Linked DNA regions of Homo sapiens: region 1 is linked to region 2. Evidence: chromatin contacts called from ENCODE Hi-C or POLR2A ChIA-PET data. All regions are on one chromosome and are shown on one strand. Each heading gives the region's core, a stretch centred on a gene start or an enhancer-like site at or near the end of the contact. The rest is flanking DNA. Distances are from core to core; before and after follow the strand shown.

What was found. Hi-C counts contacts between places; a loop is a spot of excess contacts on that map. ChIA-PET counts read pairs that join two places held with the same protein, here RNA polymerase II (POLR2A). Pooled maps may share reads with other maps.
Region 1: a loop to region 2 is called in a pooled map, with 2.3 times the contacts of the local background. The contact joins the enhancer-like site here to the promoter of FBXW4 in region 2. A Hi-C loop is called at or near these places in 2 of 50 pooled maps. POLR2A ChIA-PET finds 5 or more read pairs at or near these places in 3 of 52 experiments (H1, activated CD4-positive, alpha-beta T cell and naive thymus-derived CD4-positive, alpha-beta T cell).

Annotation. Positions count from the first base shown.
Region 1 is chr10:101,898,682-101,906,380 of GRCh38, forward strand. The region is part of intron 23 of ARMH3 (armadillo like helical domain containing 3); the gene reads right to left. LOC124902492 (a long non-coding RNA gene) reads left to right here and starts at 5,965. Exons shown (of 2, transcript XR_007062269.1): 1 at 5,965-7,699. RefSeq lists enhancers at 3,626-3,785, 3,785-4,448. Within about 2 kb of position 2,835, at least 3 of the 41 ENCODE cell types and tissues checked have a DNase peak (open chromatin) inside an H3K27ac peak, as active enhancers do.
Region 2 is chr10:101,692,926-101,699,515 of GRCh38, forward strand. FBXW4 (F-box and WD repeat domain containing 4) reads right to left here and starts at 2,245. Exons shown (of 9, transcript NM_022039.4): 1 at 1,456-2,245. The coding sequence starts at 2,180. RefSeq lists an enhancer at 925-1,004 and silencers at 1,315-1,774, 2,055-2,104, 2,135-2,414.

The DNA of each region.
Region 1 (7,699 bases), core at 1,585-4,084, 210 kb after region 2:
ACACGCGCACACACACACACACATATATGTATGTATATGAAGATTCTTGAAGGTTTCACCCTAAAACTACTCTTATAAGACTACCAGATTTACATTAACGAGTCTGATTGTGGGTGAATTTCTCAAGCTTAGTAAAAAATTTGGATCTTAAGCTCCAACCTCATTAAGAGCTGTAGCCCTGTATTTTCAAATGCTTACTAAATATTTACACCTGGATGTCTTGCTTTTGTTTACCTGGATCTCTTCACATAGAATGTTATCACCACTAAAAAGCCTAAGTCATCTTTTTCCTTGAAGGCCCAGTTAAAATACCATTGCTTCCCCGAACAACATGGTTCATACAGAAAACAGCAAGGCTTTAGAGAAAGGAGATTTGAAAAAATCTGGATTCCTCCACTTATTAACTGTGTGACTTTGGGCAAGAGACCAACCTCTCTGAGTAGTAGTTTCTTTGGTTGAATTTCACTTCCAAAACTTTCCTCTCTGTTTTCCTGTATACCATCTAACTAGCCCTAAGGAATTTTTTTTCCCCCAAGGCAGCTTCCCTTTTCCTAGACCAGTCCAGTGATATACTACTATGCAATATACTACAGAGTATGTTCTCAGGTATCTGAGATTAAAGACAAGAAAACCATCATATTCGTAATTGCTTTTACCTGGGAAACCTTCAGGCATACAGGTAAAATACTGGCTTTTGAGAAGGGGTAAAGGTATGACTGAGTGTATGTGGCAGTAGTTAAAATGGTTCATCTGAGGTTGAGTTATTTAATTTTAAACTAACATTTCTTTCACCTTCAGAATTGCCTCACAGACTCCCATTTCATGCAGTACTAAGCTTCCTTCTTCATGGAGTCAATGAATCTTCAGCCCACCCAAATCACCAACAACAAAAAAAGCAATTTCCCTTGATGCCTGTTAACAGAAGTGCATTACAAGCCTCAAAGACTCTGCTGATTAACATTAAACAAAATAAAACCTCAAGTAAGAATACCTTCTAACCTTTTCACTTTGAAACTATCTAATCAAAACATCAGCAACTGACCTGTTAGGATTATCCTTCTAACTTACCCCCTAAGGTTTAGGTCTTAACCCTTTCAGGACAATTATTTCCCTCCATAAATTATACTACTGTCCCTGTGGCCATTCTTTTCAGGACCAAAGACACAAAAATGGAACCTTAGTTAGTATAAAAGGCATTTTGACAACCAGCAAGAAGGATAAACTACTGACCAGTGCATCTAGTTGCTTACTTTACCCAATGATCCAATGTAAATGGAGAAGAATGAACCACAAGTGTTGAAAGAACCACAAAAGTCAAATGGACCATCTACATTTCCATAAAAGGCATCATCACTTAATCCATTCCCCTTATGTCTACTTTTTATTAAATCTTTCAATAAATGAAAAGAGGCTCCAAAACTTTCCTAAACATAAAACACCTATAAGATTATCCTATCGTTGCTCAGATCCATCACTCTGTGCTTCTGACTACCTTACTCTGTTCTCTAGTGGCAGGTCCGAAGTTACTGGCAGAGTTCCTGGGGCTACAGAATGAAAACCTCTAATAATCTTTGGAATTGGTTTTCCTATTTCCCTTTTCCTGGATTTCCTATTTCCAGAAGCAAGGCTCCTCTACACGCTCAGAAATGCCAAATGAATATAAAGGAACAAAATGGCCTATAAGAAAATGTGTATTAGATGTTCTGTCCCTTTTCAGAACATAAGAAAATCCTAACACATACCTAAGAGGAATTCTGAAGCACTGGAGATAAGCTCAAAACCCCCAAAACTGATCTAATTTTGATTAATGGTGAACATTCCAATCTCTTGAATATGAATTAAGAACTTTTTAAAAACTGGCATGAGACAAAAACCTGAAATATTTTAATTACACCTCATTCCCATTAGCCCAATTAATCAATTTATTATAAGACACTTAAATTTTAAGCATGGGAGAGCAAGAAAATGAGCAATTGACTAGTCTTCTTTTCCCGTCACTTCAAAAATAAAGGCGAATTGGCTGGTCACAGTGGCTTATGCCTGTAATCCCAACACTTTGGGACGCCCAGGTGGGAGAACTGCTTGAGGCCAGGAGTTCAAGAGCAGCTTGGGCAACATAGTGAGACCCCCATATCTACAAAAAATTTTTTTTAAATTAGCCAGCATAATGTGCACACCTATAGCCCTAGCCATTCATGAGGATGAGGCATGAGAATTGCTTGAACCCAGGAGTTTGAGGTTACAGTGAGCTGTGATCATGCCACTGTACTCCAGCCTGGGCAACAGAGCAAGACCCTGTCTCTAAAAATAAAGGGAAATTATTTTAGTGGATCACATGCTAGACTGAGGAAGGAGGGAAATATTCTGTGGATCCCATGCCAGTTAGAGAAAAAGAGGCATATGAATCCTAAACTAGACTAGATGAGCCATACATAATACCTCAGTGGTGGAGGAGGAGGATCTCATGTGCACAAAGGAGGAAGAAACCTGTCAAGATTTCCCAGTGGTCCAGTGTGGGCCATATGGATTCCATACTAGATAGCAGTGGTCCTGATGTTCACATACAGGAGAGATGAGAGGGTGGGCCATATGGATCACGTACTGGTTTTCAAGTACTCCAGGAAAAGAATGAAATTAAAAGACACGGAAACAGGCTTATACTCCATCCCAGGGGGACCTTTTAGAACTCCTCAGGAAAGGCAATCAGCAAGTCTGCCAAAGTAATTAAGCAAACGAACATTTACCATAAAGCCCACATCAGTTAAGTGAACAAAGATGAATCTTATTACAGTGCACTGTCAGCTCTGAGCCTGCAGGTGCTAACCACTGAGACGTGGCGTTACTCGGCCCTAGCTGCTCACCCACCCACTGTGACAGAGAGCTTCGCCCTTCTCGTCAGCTCTGAAAAAGCAGGCTGCTTTCACCTGCTCCAGCACTGACTTATGTTGCTTTCAGACAGACCCTCACAGAGATGGCTTCCTATAAGAAGCCTGGGTGTGGATACTGTGGCAGGTGGTAGGGTTGGCTACAGAAGGGAGGCTTGAGAGGTAGAGAGGATGGGAGAAAGCAGGGGGGCTGGGTAGCAGTTATGTCAGTGAGGTAAAGAAAATGGGATAGTTTGGTAAATCAAGAAGTAAATAAAGAATAAACAAGCTGCCCAAAGTATTGAACCGTTCTGCCTAAGTGAAGTTGATAGTCTCTCTGAAAAGGGAAGAAGTTAAAACTTCATTGCAAAATAGTTTCTCCTCAAGGAAAGAAATATTACTAGGGAACATCGCTTTTCTAATGTTAATGGCAGCCTCAACATCAGCTTTATTAATGAGTTAGCACCAAAGCTAACAGGGTCAGATTTGTTGAGACCTAATCAGTATCTATTATTTAACAAAATCCACTGCTTGCTAGAATAAATGAATACTTATCAATTATCCTAAGATTTACAAATGGCACTTGAAGCACCTTTTGGCCCTATTTCTTTCTGCAAATAATTTTGAGAGTCAAAATGAAAGCCCCAAATTGACCAAATGCCAACCAACTACATCAGAGACCCAGAAAGCTTTTATTCAACAGAAACTCTCACAAGGGGAAGGCTGTTAAGAGTAGCTGTGAGACAAATTCAAAAAATCATATAACTAGTTTAAAAAGCCAAAGACCATATGTCTATTACTCAGAGGAACAGATATGAATAGACAGAAGTAGGTAAGGTCCCTGTGTCCAGAAACCGATACATCTCTAACTTATTATGGAGAAGAAATCCTAAAGACATTGCTGGGAGACAGATACAACCAACCAACTGAAGAAATGTCACTTGTGGCACTTCTGGGCTGGGCTTGTGACAGAAAATGATGTTGGAGGTCTCACAGCAGATGCACGCACAGGCACTCATACGTGCGCACTTCTCTTCAGGTCTAGAACAAGAGCAAACAAAGAGCTGTGGTAGAAAGTGATTTGCAACCTTACTTTCTACCACAGCTCTTTGTCTGCAACAGGGCCTGCAGTTTCCTTACATTCAAAGGCAGCGGGAGGTGGGAAAAGGAGGGGAAACTAGATGACTGCTACTCAGAACCAAGCAGCGCTGCCCAGGAGAGGACTTAATGGGAGGATAAATTTGGGGCCTGATTCTTTGACGGCACCTCCAGTAATAGCTAGTAAAGCAGGGGGTGAGAGCCAGCTCCAAACATTCATCATAATAGTGCAACAAGATGAAGGTCTTTAGGGGAGAGTCGATGAGATTCCAGAGTAAGAAAATGAAGCCCATGCGGAGGGTGAGGCGGTTGGCTCTGGCAGATTGTCTCCACAGGAGGCTGGTATAATTGTTTTATGCTCACAAAGAGGTTATTAGCTGCCATCTCTTCAATATACCAGAAAGAGCAGTAAGTTTTCTTCCTCCTGAAAGGTGACGCTACCAAAAGGAGAAATTTAGTTTTAAAGTAATTAAAGAACTTTGTTTATGCTATAAGCACTGTTTTAGAAACAGAACTTCTATATTTTCTCCTCTCTTACTCTGCAAATTGACTGCTTTCTCATATAGTCAAGGAATCTCTGTCCCTAGAAGGAAGTTCTACAGTATCTGAAGCTAAAGGTTTGCCAGCACTGCCAGTGACTCTTGATAATTCAGTTTGTTTGACAAACATATGAATACCTATCATGTGCAGGCACTACGCTAGGCAATGAAGGTTGTGAATAAAATAAATCCCAGAGATCAAGGAGTTCATAAATGGAAAAGACACACACGACAGACAGATAATTTCATTATGATGTGGTAAAGGCTAAGGCAGACAAAGAGTAGACAAAAGGTATCATGGAAGCACAGAGGAGGGGTGCTTAGCCCAACCTGCAGGCTTAGAAAGGACATTCTGAAGGACAGGGTGCTTGAGCAGAGTCTCAAAATATGAATTAGTTTATAATTAGGCAAGGAAAGGTGAGAATGTGTGGGCACATTTTCTTACAGGGAAGGAGACTGATACCGAACTTTTACTAAATCAAACAAAAGAAACCTTACTAGTTAAAAATTAGGTTCATGCCTTCAACAAATAGTCAAATTTTTCCAGTAAACTAAAGATAAAAGTTATAGCTTCCTTTCCCAGTGTCTCATTTTAAATATTTTCCATCTAAGGGGAAGCAGGACAACTTTTGTGAAAGCCACAAGACCTCTGCCTGTTGGGGTCCTGTTTACACCTGTTTGCTCAGTACTGACTCAAAGATGCTCATGGAGACAGGCCAGGGCAGGTTCTCTACCTCTTCTCCCCTAAACTAACTGTAAACACAAAGCAGTTTTCTAAGTTGGAGGCAGGTCTTTCAGGCTCCCATGGGAGTAGATGGATCTCAGCTGTGCCGTGCCCGCCCTCTGCGGCTGTCAGTCTCCAGCTGGTGATGCAGCTGTTCCACTTAAAGCCACACTGAAGCCTCCAGTCTCTGATCTCCACCAAACCACACTGACGACACTAAATGGCTTGGCTTTGCAGCTGCCTGTTATAAGAGTGTCCTTGGTTCTCTTTTGGCTTATAAGATTAATAATATACATTTGGGAAGGTCCTCAGTGAGAAACACAGAAGAGAACCTTTAATGCCACGAAGAGCCTGAGCAAACACCTTACCGCCAAGAGCAGTAAGGCGTCCAAACACCTACACCAGTGGCATGTGAAACAGCCCCAGAACACACACACATTCCCTCAGCAGGGCCTCTAGCTTACATAAATGACAGCAACACAGCACTCAGCCAGTGAGGAGTTTTTTTTAAGGCAGCCTTAAAATCCCTTATAATTCAGTGAATCTGCAAAGATAAAAATAGCACTAATTACTTTGACTTGTTACTTAAAAAAAGAAAGAAAAACAATGCATAATGCTATCAATAATTTACTTCAAAGTGGCTTTAGTTGTCTCAAAGCCCCATTTTGGATAATTAAAGCCTTTCGGCCGTCTTCCTGTTACTCTGGAGGGAATTGGAAGTCAGTAAATTCTACAGTGTTGGGATTAAAAAAAAAAAACTCAGTTGGCTGGGCATGGTGGCTCATGCCTGTAATCCCAGCACTTTGGGAGGCCGAGGCAGGCAGATTACGAGGTCGGGAGATTGAGACCAGCCTGGCCAACATGGTAAAACCCTGTCTCTACTAAAAATACAAAAATTAGCTGGGTGTGGTGGTGTGCACCTGTAGTCCCAGCTACTCAGGAGGCTGAGGCAGGAGAATCACTTGAACTCGGGAGGCAGAGGTTGCAGTGAGCCAAGATCACGCCACTGCACTCCAGCCTGGGGACAGAGAGAGACTCCATCTCAAAAAAAAAAAAAAAAGAAAGAAAGAAAAAACAACTCAGTTCATCACTGAGAAAGGGACTCTAACAATTTCAAAGCATACTTCCTGGCTATACTGGATTAATCCAGGAGCTATTAAGACTATATTTCCTATTGTCTGTTAAGATCTGAAGCAGACTTTTATAACGGGGCTCCACAGACACATTTGGGAAACACAATCAGAAGCAAAGTCCTATAGGACTTCTTAGGCATCTCAATATCCATTTCTGTAGCTTAAGACCTCAGGTCAGGTGATGATTCTGGAAGACAATGATGGCAATGTAAAGGCCTTGGAAGATTAAATCATTCATTCTGCTATCCACCCATTCACTCAACACTTATCGTAACATATTGGATTGTGCTGGGGCAGGAATTACGGAAGTAAAAAAGTCATGGTCTCTGTCCATTTAGTGATGGACAGACATGTAAACAACCATACCACAATGTGATAAATGCTACAAGAGAGAAATGTACAAAACCCTTTGGCAATGCAGGTGTGAATCATTCTCTCTCAAAGAATCCAGGAAGCTTTCAAGGAAGGTTACATCTGGGCTAGATTTTGAAGCATAAACAGAATTTTGGTAGGTGAAAAGTGAAGAGGGAAGACATTCTAGGTAAAAGCATGTGCAGAGGTATGAAATTTGAGACTCTATGGCCAAGTCTAATTGGGACAGATCTTAGGATAGATGGGAGAGTGACAACAAATAAGGCTAGAAAGGTAGGTTGGGATCAAATGTCATGCAAAAAGGTCTGGACATTATCCTATCCCTATCAATGATGAAGAATCAAGCAAGACTTAAAATCTGGTGGTTTCCTAATGAAATATTTCAGATGTACAAAAAGGTGCAAAAAAGAATACGCTGAATGCTTATATACCTACCATCTAATTGTAGAAAGAATTATAACTACCTTTCAAACCCTCCATGAACCCCTTTTTGATTGTCTGTCCGTCTTTTCCCGGAGTATCATTCTTATACAGAGTGTTTATCCTTTTACTAAATACAAACGTGTCTCTAAATAACATATCACTTTGTGTTCTTAAATGTTACGTACATGTTACATTCTGCACCTTACTTTTTAATGAATATTATATTTGTGAGACTTATTCTGATTTGTTTAGCTCTAGTCCATCTTCAGTGTTGTATCACATTTCATTGTATAAATATACCACAATCCATTTTCCTGTTCATAGAAATGTAACTGGTTTCCTTTTGTTTTTTCTTTTGGTATTTATTTTGGATTAATACTGCAATCAACGTTGTTGTTTATACATCCTTGTTTGAGAAAGTTTCTCAAGGAAATGTACCTAGGGGTGAAGTTACTGGGTCATAAGGTTTGGGCAACTTTGACTTTATTAGCTGTTGCCAAACTGCCCTCAAAGTGATGCTGCTAACATATACTCCCACCAGCAGTG
Region 2 (6,590 bases), core at 995-3,494:
AAATATCTGGATCAAAGATGACAGACTAGATTCTAACATCTAAGACCCACAAAGATTCCAAATTTATAGGAAAAACAAGAAGACCCCAGTAATAAATGGGCAAAGAGTGGGAAGAGACAGTCTCCCAGGTGAAACAAACACATGGGAATATATTTATCCCAGCCAGTGGTAAAAGAGATGCAAAATAACACAACTTTGGTACCTTAAATGACCACTAAAGTGGCAAAGATTTTCTAAATTCTCACATAAAATTTGTTCACTCTGTGCTGGTCCCACTATAATTTGGTACAGCACCTCTGCAAACCATAACCTTTGCTATAATGCCACCTTGAGACTTTATCCTAAGGAACTGATTTTTAAAAAATATGTATGGTAATGACATGTGACTTATATTTCAGTAAAGCTGTTACTCAAAAATGCATTATTTCATTATTATCTATAATAACAAAAAGCTGAACACTACATGTAAGTTTAATAGTAGAGGGATGTTCTTTAATCTCATTATGCGACAGCCCACAAACATTTACTATGTACCTATTCTGTTAGGATCAGTAAGATAGCAATTATATGTGCAACTGAAAAGGTTTTTAAATGAAAATAATTGTCTAGAGGTGATGGTATTATGGCTTTTTATGTTTTTAAAAACGTTATTTAATGTTGTCATAATGTACTAGAAAGAACTACTTTTTAAAAAATGGGTGGAATAGGGGGCAATCTGAAAGCTCTTATTCCCCCAATTCCCTACATGTTTTTTCCTTCCTATTTAACAGTTTAAGTGGTTCAGAAAAGTTTTTCATTCACAGGTCTCAGACCCTACCAAAAACAGGCCAAATTGCAATACCATGTCTTGTACACATCCTGGACAGACTCCAGCCTCCTGCCTCAAGCAGGCCCCCTTTTTCGTGTCGCTCTGCCTATATGAAGTCATAAACTATGGCTGAACACTGGGACCGAGGGCTTCTCTTAAGGTCCGAGCCCTGAAGCTTAACAACCTTTAGAAAAGGGTAGGGAGGATGAAAGATGAAAGTCCACAAAAATTTATGATAGACCACTTAAGGAACCTGAGTCCTAGACCTGGACTCAAGGAATCGTCCAAAGCACCGTACCAGACTGGCTCCTCTGGGGCGAAGGAACCGGGGCAGCTAAACCTCTGCAAAAACACACAATCGAAAGCTGTAGGGAGTGCCTAAGATGGCTAATTGTGAGGAGCGGCCCACCCGGGAGGGTGCCTACTGAGGGATGCTCTCGGGAGGCTGCCTCAGATGGAGGCCTTGGGGAGGAGGGGCAAAGGGGTCCCCGAGAGTGCTCGGGAAAGGGTGTAGGCGGAGGTCAGGTGTAGGCCTAGAAACTCGGGGTGCGACACGACCCTGGGCCGACCAGGCCGCGGCGCCCCGCCCTTTCCCGGGACGCGGGGCCGGCTCGGGGCGGGGAGCGGGCGGGCGAGCGGACGCTTACAGGTCGGTGCCGAGCCGCGTGAAGCCGGAGTTGAGCGAGGCCCGGGCTATCCGGCGCCAGAGCAGATCGCAGCTGGTGAAGCGCCGCAGCCAGCGGCACACCTGGGCCAGGCGGCCGAGGGCCCGCATGTCCAGGTAGGAGCAGATGAGCAGCAGCAGCTCCTCCGGCAGGCGCCAGAGCGCAGGCCCCGCGGCCGGGCGGGCAGCCGACTCCCGAGCCGCCTCCTCCTCCTCCTCCTCCTCCCCGGCCGCCGCCGCCATGGCCACCCCTGTCCCCGCGATGTCGGCCCAAGCCTGACCCCCTCGTCCCTGTGCTCTTCCCGGCCTGGCGCCCTCCCGCCGCCTAGCCCTGACCCTCCATTCCTCCTTCTTCCCATACTCTCTTCCTTGTGCCTCCTTCCCGGCCCCTGCGCTCCCCTCGACTCCCTTGACGATGCCTCTCGCCCCTTCCTCCACGCTTCTGCCTCCCTCTGCTTCCTCCCTTGGGCATGCCCTCGCTCCCGCGTCAGCCCCCGGCCCGGCTGCCTCCTTCGCCGTCTGCGGCCCGGGCTTCCCTTCCGCCCCGCTTCCTCTTCCGCCTTGCCCCGCTCTCGCTTTTCCCTTCCCCTTCCCCTTCCTTCGCTTCCCCCTCGCCACCCTCCCTTCCTGCAGCTTCCTCGCCTCTCCGCCCTCGCCCTCGCCGGGCCCGCCGTTCCCGGGGGGCCCCGAGCGGCCCTGGCTGCCCATGAGCGGCCGCGGGGCCGGCCCGACGCGGAGCCCAGCCCGAGCCGCCACCGCCGCCGCCCCGGGAGGAGGCGACACCATGTCGGACCGGGTCACATGGGGCGGCGCGGGCCGAGCCCTGGGCACGCCCCTCACACCTGCAGCCTTGGAGCCACTTCGGGGTGCGGGCTGGGGCCGGGGCGCTGACACCACCCCCGCATCCCCGAGAGCGCTTGGTGGAAGCACAGGAGTTCGCGCTGCAAACACGTGAGGCCGGTTTCAGGGCCCTGCCTGAGGCCACAAGAGGACCCGCTGCCCTCAGGAAGCGGCCATTTGGAGCACCTGCCCTCAAGAAGCCCCTAGTTGGGTGGCCTTGCCCCTCTAGAAGCCCTCCTCTTCCTCGAGTGATGCCTCCTTTCCACGGGCCACATGTGAGGGCCCAACGAATCTGCAGCCCTAGAAGTTGACAGGTTCCATAGCTTAGGTTCTCACACAGGCCCGGAAGCACGGTCCTGGCGTGAGCTTGGGTGTTAGACGTATTTGGGGATTTGCAGTCTTCTAGATCCTGAGTCCATAACTTCAAAAACAGTCATGTATCAGGAAATGGCACAGCTAGGGCTTCTTATCAGTCACCACCCAAGTGCAAGTGGATTCTCCAAGGACTCAGCATCCATTCTTCATACCACCCATTCGATTCACATGGCATTAATCTGAAGGGAGAGCTACTGAGGTCTAGACCTGTGCTGTCCAACAGTGTCCTCCCTCGTCACATGTGGCTGCTGAGCATTTGAAATGTGGCTAATACAAATTGAAATGAGCTATAAGTGAGAAATGCACACCAGATTTTGAAGCCATACAAAAAAAAGAATGCAAAATATCTCATTAATAATTTTATATTGATTACGTGTTGAAGTGTTAATATTTTGGATACGCTGTATTGGGCTAAATACAATATATTTTAATGTAACTACTAGAAAATTTAAAATTATACATGGGACTTGCATTTGTGGCTCGGGTTATTTTTCTATTAGCATTGGGCTAGGCAGTAAAACTTGGAGGAGGGGAGGAAGATGCCAATTTCTGTCTGTTTATCCTGTACTCCAAATCCAGGTAGGAAGGATTGGAGAGTTTTCTTTTGTACTTATCTACATCTTAACACTCATTTTCAGGGAGCAGGGAAGAATAAAAATTGACCCTGAAAATTATTCAACACCTAGCATAGCCAAAGAGAAACCTAGGGAAGCAACTACATTGTATTATGGTGCTGCAAGAAGCATCATGTAACAAGGTCAGACCGGAATCTGGCTTTGCCCTAGAATTACTTTTTGATCTTAGCAAAACAACAACAAAAAGCCCCACCTATCTTGGCCTTTTAGTGTTCTCAATCTGTAGTGGAGATAATGCCTCTGCCTTACTTTCGAGGGATAAATGAGATGATCCCTGTAAAATGCTTTGAACTCCTCTAAGAAAATTCTTAATAATAGTTACAGGTCAAATCCTGTTACAAAAAAATGCCATCCCTCCCCCTCTCCAAATGCAACAAAGACTTTGTGTAGAAAACGATTTCCAAACTCAAGGCAGTGGTTTATTGAAAGCACTATTTTATAGATTTCAATGCGGCCAAAGAATTTAAGCCATGTTTTAGAGATCATTATAAAGAAATTTACTTATTCACAGGTACCATACTGTTAGAAGACTACTAAGGCAGGAATACTTCACATTTAGGTGATGTCATGAGTTCAATATTTATTGATTTTGCTACATTTGTGTACTATGAGCGAATCAAGAAGGAAGACAAATGATATAGCAGGAATATGGTTCCTGCATTTTGTGTTTAGATTTGTGTTAGAGATGTTTGTAATTTCTTACTGTTTGAGTACTTAACTCATTCAGGATACATAGTAAAGCTGAGTAGTTCATCTATATTCTATCTCATTTTTAGTGGAGGCACTAAAACTTCTTTAACCCAACATAAATCAGGATTAAAATCCATAATCATGCAAGTGTAATTTACTTTATTTTCATTAATGGAGAATTTTTTTTTGAGACAGAGTCTGGCTCTGTCGCCCAGGCTGGAGTGCAGTGGCGCAATCTCGGCTCACTGCAAGCTCCACCACCCGGGTTCACGCCATTCTCCTGCCTCAGCCTCCCGAGTAGCTGGGACTACAGGCGCCCGCCACTATGCCCGGCTAATTGTTTTGTATTTTTAGTAGAGACGGGGTTTCACAGTGTTAGCCAGGATGGCCTCGATCTCCTGACCTCGTGATCCGCCTGTCTCGGCCTCCCAAAGTGCTGGGATTACAGGCATGAGCCACCTTGCCCGGCCTTTTTCTTTTTTTTTTTTTTTTGAGACGAAGTCTCACTCTGTTGCCCAGGCTGGAGTGCAGTGGCGCGATCTCGGCTCACTGCAAGCTCCGCCTTCCGGGTTCACGCCATTCTCCTGCCTCAGCCTCCCGAGTAGCTGGGACTACAGGCACCCGCCACCACGCCCAGCTAATTTTTTGTATTTTTAGTAGAGACGGGGTTTCACCATGTTAGCCAGGATGGTCTCGATCTCCTGACCTCGTGATCCGCCCGCCTCAGCCTCCCAAAGTGCTGGGATTACAGGAGTGAGCCACTGCCCCCGGCCCTCATTAATGGAGAAATTAAAGCATCATTTAGCGGTCATCATTAAAGCGGCCGGGCGCATCATTAAAGCGGCCGGGCGCGGTGGCTCACGCCTGTAATCCTAGCACTTTGGGAGGCCGAGGCGGGCAGATTGCCTGAGCTCAGGAGTTCAAAACCAGCCTGGACAACACTGTGAAAACCCGTCTCTACTAAAAAATACAAAAAAATTAGCCGGGCGTGGCGACAGGCGCCAGCTACTGGGAAGGCTGAGGAAGGAGAATTGCTTGAACTCGGGAGGCGGAGCTTGCAGTGAACCGAGATCGCGCTACTGCACTCCAGCCTGGGTGAGAGAAAAAAAAAAAAAAAACATCAAATCATCCTCTTTCACATTCAAACTAGAGATCAGGTAAACTCTTAGCCTAGAATTTGTAATGTAATGATTTCCAAAAAAGTCAACATACTCACTATGCAGGAAAAAAAGCAAAGCCAAAATGGAAAATTGGCATATAATCTGTTATTTGGTGGTGATGTGTGTCCCTAAATTACCAAACATGTGATAAAGAAAACAACAAAGAAGAAAACCTTTAGCCTTAGCTCAGAGAAGCAGCTAGAATATTTCATCAACTCTCCCTTTCCCTGCCAACAAAGAAAAATCCAATTTGGGATGTAACCAAACTTAAAAATTGTATCATAAAATTTACTTTTAAAATTCTTTTTTGGGATAGAGTGTCAAAAATAAAAAAGCAACTGAAAAGATGTGGCTGAAAAGATGAGTTTGTAATAAAAGTAAATGCATGTCTTCATGAAGGACCTGAATAGCATTTTTCTATCAAAGAAAATAAATATATTAATACTCAGAAAAGAGGAAGGTAGAAAGACTTTGGTGGACTTGACCATCTTTTTTTTTTTGAGGCAGAGTCTCACTCTGTTGCCCAGGCTGTAGTGCAATGGCGAGATCTCGGCTCACTGAAACCTCCGCCTCCTGGGTTCAAGTGATTCTCCTGCCTCAGCTTCCTGTGTAGCTGGGATTACAGGCACCTGCCACCACGACCAGCTAATTTTTGTATTTTTAGTACAGACGAGGTTTCACCATGCTGGCCAGGCTGGTCTTGAACTACCAATCTCAGACCATCCACCCGCCTTGGCCTCTGAAAGTGCTGGGATTACAGGCATGAACCACCCCGCCCGGCCCAGAACATCTTTAAGTAAAAGTCATCAACTCCCTTGAAGTTCAGATTCAGGAATCATCATGAAATAAGGCAGGGAGGTGAAATCTACCTTTGTTTTCATAAAGCTTTTTTATTTAAAAAATTAATTTATAGATTAATAAACTGAAAACAGTGGACACAATATTGGCTGGGTGTGGTGGCTCATGCCTGTAATCCCAGCACTTTGGGAGACCGAGGCAGGCAGATCACCTGAGGTCAGGCTTGTCTGCCTGGCCAACATGGTGAAACCCTGTCTCTACTAAAAGTACAAAATTAGCCAGGCGTGGTGCCGCACACCTGTAGTCCCAGCTACTAAGGAGGCTGAGGCCAGAGAATCATTTAAACCTAGGAGGCGGAGGTTGCAGTGAGCTGAGATTGCACCACTTCACATCAGCCTGAGTGACAGAGCGAGATTCCATCTCAAAAACGAACAAACAAAAAAAAAAACTTAAGACATAATATAAATTTCATAATTTTGTGGGTATTTAGAAACACTAACATTAATTTACCTTTTTTTTTTTTTTAGACAGCGTCTCACTCTGTCACCTAGGCTGGAGTGCAGTAGCATGATCTTGGCTCACTGCAGCCTTGACCTCCTGGGCTCAAGCAATCCTCCCAT